Linked DNA regions of Mus musculus: region 2 is linked to region 1. A link is a loop called in an ENCODE intact Hi-C map of the cell type or tissue named here. Cell type or tissue: left cerebral cortex. All regions are shown on one strand.

Region 1 (2,500 bases):
TCTGGCAGAACACTTGACTAGCATGTGTGAGGGGCTGGGTTTCATCCCAGGGAGAGGACACAGCTAAAGGGAAGGGAAAAAAGGTGATCAAGGAGCCCTGGGGCTTTAAACCTAAACATAGGGTCTGGAAGGGCCATCAGTGGCTGGCTGCAGCTCGGAGAGGCTGAGAACCTGTGAGCTGCTCAATCCACAACACTGGATATCTTCAGCAGTCTCAGTCTGGCTCTAAGGGCCTGGAAGATTCCCAGAGAGTCACTTGACTTTAGTCCATGATAGAAGACCAAGAATCTGGAGTCTAATGCCAGCGATGGATGGCAGTGATAATAGCTGTAGCAGCAACAGGAATGGGTGTGCCAGCAAGGAGCAGAGTCAGGCTGGCATGCAAGACTTGTTCTTTTTGCCTCAGAGCCCTCTGTATCTGGGCTGTCTGTCAGATGGTGCCATCCACTCTCAGAGAGACTTCTCTCAGTCGGCCCTTTTTGTAAATGCCCATACAGACTGACCTCAGTTGTATCTCTGACTTGGTCCCAGGTGCCATCAAGTGCAGGGAAGGACATGAGTTCTAATATTGGTGTAGGCCCAGGGTGTTGCCAAAGTATAGTAAAAGGGAATTTAACGTGTCCCTGGGGCTCCCTACAGAAACGTAGCAAGCTTGGCAGCACGTAGGAAGGTAGAGATACTCCTGAGGAGGGGCTTCTGTGTCTGCAGACATTGGCAGGGCAGTGTTCTCATGGGTCTCTACTCTTCACCTTGGAGATGGAAATCATTCCCTTTGTTTTGGGATTCAGATTAATTATCTCTGAGACTGAAAAGAATGGTAATGTTACATTGGTAGATTAACAAATTGATAAAACTTCTGGAGTGCATTCTTTATCAGCATTTAAAAAATTCAGATCTGGGCTTGAGAGATGGCCCCACAGTTAAGAACATTGCCCTTCTTCCAGAGGACCTGAGTTCAGTTCCCAGTGACTCATGACCACTTGTAACTCCAGGCTCACAGGATCCAGTGCCCTCTTGAGACTTTGAAGACACTTCCTCTCACACATGAAGAGACTCCTTGCTGTATACACATAATTAAAAACAACCCCCCAAAGAAAAGATCAAACCTGTGACCTGGTAAATTCCTTTATTAGGAACTAGGCCCAAGGAAATAATTAAAGATAAAATTTATGAATTTTCCCAGACATGCTAGTGTAGACTATTGCATATATAAAAATATTAGGTACAGTCCAGCCTTAGCTGAAATCTGAAGGGGAATTGACATTAACTAGTCATTACTTGTGTAAAAACACATTGGTCATTCTTGCTGTTTGTAGACTATGTTCAGGGTTCTCTAAAGGAACTCCTGGTCTTAGTGGTGAAGATAAAATGCCCTTGTGAGTTGTCAGCATTGAACTTGTTGTGCTCCCACTGTGCCAGCAGAGGGAGCTCCGCGATAGGATATGGATTGAAATTGCGTTCCCATTCAAATTCACCGACACCCTTTCCATGATAGCATTTATTTTGGATCAAGACTATTATTTATTTATACTTAAGATTTTATTTTATTTTATTTTATTTTATTTTATTTTATTTTATTTTATTTTATTTTATGTGTTTGAGTGTTTTGTCCATATGTATGTCTAAGCACACACGTGGCTCGTGCCTGCAGGGACCAAAAGAGGTTATTGAATCTCTTTGAACCAGAGTTACCGTGAGCTGTAGGTACTGAGAGTTGGACCTCGGTCCTCAAGAAGAGCAACCGGTGCTGTTAACTGCTGTTAGCCCTCACCTTTAAGGCTGTCTTGAGTTACCGCAGCAACACTGGGGCATGGCCTTCATATCGTTTAGTGAGGAGGTTGGATACTTGGCAGAGCTGAAGCACTTCAGCACAGCCTCTTCGTCTCAGGTTTAGTAGACTTTAGTTGGAATTGGTTTTGTCGATCCTGAGCACAGTGCCACACATAGCTTTTTAAGTGTCACCAGTTAAGGGGTCCCAACCAAACAGTGGGATAGCACTTCAAAACAAAACAACTCACAAACAGAACTGATATGGGGAAAGCTACAATATGTAGACAAACAAGTGTTAAAGATACTTTATAACCATCATTGCCTGATATATCCCGATTTTGGTTTTGGAAGTGCAGGGACGGGAACCCTGGGCTTCCTGCCTGGCCGTGTGCACTACTGAGCTGCATGGCCCCTCACTTTAATCTTGCGTGTTTTATACAGGAAGGATAATCGGAATAGCCTTTTACTGATCTGCAGAACCGCTGTGGATTGTAGGTATCGACCCTTTTGGTTTGTGCATTGCGGTTATTTGGCCCTAGCTTGTGACTTGTGCCCGACTGTTGCAGTCATTCCTAGCAGCCGGCCTTCTCCTGATGTCACACTGTTCCAGGGTTTCTTATACAGTATCATTTTTGTGTTCTTCAAGAAATTTTGCTGGGTGGTGATGGTGCACCCCTTTAATCCCAGTACTAGAGAGGCAGAGGCAGGTTGGTCTCTGAGTTCAAGGACA
Region 2 (2,500 bases), 310 kb after region 1:
TTTTTTTTTTCTTTTTGTAGAGGAGGCAAAACTGTAGACTCCCCAAGTCCCCTCCAGAAGCCAAAAGGCAACTGGGGAGGCCAGAGGGTGGGTTCTGACCTAGTCCCTAGATTAGTACGGTTTCTTGTCCTAATGGTAAGGATGTCATAACTGCGGAAGGTTGGCTCTTCCGCTGGCAAAGTTGAGATAAGGCCTGCCGCATCCCCTTGAGCCCCGTAGGAATTTGGTTGTGCCAAGACCCTGTACATCTCGGACGCCGATAAGAGGAAGCACTTCCGGCTGGTGCTGCGACTGGTGCTGCGAGGGGGCCAGGAGCTGGGCACTTTCCACAGTCGCCTCATCAAGGTGATCTCCAAGCCCTCGCAGAAGAAGCAGTCGCTGAAAAACACAGACCGTGAGAGGGGCGAGGTGGAAGGGTGCAATTCGAACCCAGAGCTGCAAAAATGGGCGGAGGGTGCAAGTGTGGAGGAGGGGGTGAGAGGTGGAGTCTGGGTAGAAAGAAGGGAGGAGTCTGGGTGGAGTGGCTGGCCTAGACTAAGAGAAAAGGCACACAGAGATTTCAGACAGGACACAGGTAAGAGATAGATATCAGATTTGAAGATGACAGTGGGGGACTCAGAACAGACAAAAGCTGCAGCCAGGTGCCAAATCCGGGGCAAATTAAAAATGACCTTAAGGAAGTTGCATCAGCCAAAGATGGTGGTTCCCATGTGTAATTCCAGTGCTTAGATAAAAGAACTCTGAACTCTTATCTAGGTCAGCCTAGGAGGGAGTGAGTGGGGAAAGGAAAGAAAAATGGATCGGGAGAGAGAAGGAAAGAGAGAGGGTGGGTTGATTGGTTGATTTCAGTATAGCATACCATGTGGCTTGCTTGAGACTGTCTGCCCAGAAAGTGTCCCCCAGTCTGGAGGTAACCACGACTCAGTGTGATCCCGGAATCCAGCTCCTTGGTGTCATTGAAAAGTCCTGTGGAATATCCCAGTTCCAAGCAGTGTCCTAGCTGGCACCTTGGTGCTCAGGAAAAGTGGGGGACCTAGAGTAATGGTTATGCGTGCAGAGTCTGGCAGTCTGGCTTCGAATCCTGTCCTGGAGAGTGAACTGAGCTGACATATGTATTTAGAAAAGCAAAGGATGGGGAGATGGCTTGGTGGGTAAAGTGCTTGCAAGGCAAACACATGAGCCTGGGTTTGAATACCCGTAAAAATTGAGTGTGGCTGCAGATGTCAGTGATCCCAGCTCTGAGCAAATAGACAATAGGATCCTCCTCCAACTCTCTGGCTAGAAAGCTCTAGCCAAAGAGCTCTCAATCCAGTGAGAGCCTTTGTTTCAGAGAATAAGGTAGAGCGTAATAGAATAAGGTGTCGGGAGTCTAGCTCTGGCCTCCACACCCACGCACACACAGCTGTGTGTGTCCAGCCACACGCCTGCACACACATACAGAAAAAGGGAAGAGCAGAAGAATCTATTGTATAGTAAATTAAATGGAAAGGGCTTGGGCTAGGTATAAATGGAAGGCCAGCAGTCTGTCCAGCACGGAGAGGAGATGAACAGCACTTGGTCAGTGCCTGATCCCCAGCTGGTGTAAGTCCAGTAAAAAAAAAAAATGAAGCTGTGACTGAGAGCATGCCATCGGCTGGAAGACAAGCCAGGCTCTAGGAGAGTCCCCCTGTTCTTTCAGACTCTAGCAGCCATCTATGCAACTCCCACCTGCTTCACACTTCCCACCCCCAAGAAGCCTTCCTTAGCTTAGACCTTTCCCACACGGAGTTAGCATTTTGTATTTATGCCCTCCAGACCATGAACTATTTCAGAGCAAAGCTGGACCCAGTTCACACATCAATACCCAGTACCCGACGCCGTGCCTGCCACAAAGCAGCCCCGAGTGACTTGATGAACCCAGCTCACATCACTGAAGGATGTTCATTTGTACCAGGGAGCTGGCAAGCTCAAAAATCAAGACCCCAGGCAAAAGGCTATGAAATGCAGATAACCATTGAGTCTAGGCCAGTGGGCATATTAGCCAGGCTGTTACATGGGTCAGAAGATGAGCTGAGGCATCTGAGAGACCACATCTGAGAGGCCTGGGTACTGATTCCACGTTCCCCTCGCAGTATGCATCTCCTCCGGCTCAAAGGTCTCCCTTTTCAATCGCCTGCGCTCCCAGACAGTGTCCACGCGTTACCTCTCTGTGGAAGATGGGGCCTTTGTGGCCAGCGCAAGGCAGTGGGCTGCCTTCACCCTCCACCTGGGTAATCTCATGAGCAGGTGCGGGCTGGGTGCTCCGTGTGTTAGCATAGTTAATCAACCCTACAGGAAGATGAAGCAGTGTAACTGTCCCTTGGGGAGGGGGGTGAAGGCTTGCCCTTGGCCCTAGTGAGTCGGTCAGGAACCCGATGTCTTCTGATCCCAGTGGCTAGCTATGACCTTTCTCCTCCAGCCAATCAGTGGCTGCCCCCAGGGAGCATACCTTACTGTGGATGATCACAGACTAGCTCTCCAG

What was found. Peaks named below come from ENCODE experiments on the same cell type or tissue, not always from the same donor. Only the 100,000 strongest peaks of a DNase experiment are listed, where the experiment ranks them.
Region 2: it touches region 1 in a loop (8-fold over the local background); 14 of 42 quality-filtered maps call a loop at or near these places.

The regions. Positions count from the first base shown.
Region 1 is chr2:164,102,288-164,104,787 of GRCm38, forward strand. The region is part of intron 9 of Stk4 (serine/threonine kinase 4); the gene reads left to right. Among named protein-coding and RNA genes, the nearest start is that of Stk4, 29 kb to the left of the region's middle. In left cerebral cortex, a CTCF peak has its summit at 1,421 (motif pointing right); a DNase peak (open chromatin) is centred at 1,416.
Region 2 is chr2:164,408,149-164,410,648 of GRCm38, forward strand. It overlaps Rbpjl (recombination signal binding protein for immunoglobulin kappa J region-like), which reads left to right. Exons shown (of 12, transcript NM_009036.1): 6 at 220-394; 7 at 2,112-2,249. Among named protein-coding and RNA genes, the nearest start is that of Matn4, 4.6 kb to the left of the region's middle. In left cerebral cortex, no CTCF peak of the experiment used is centred here; a DNase peak (open chromatin) is centred at 1,351.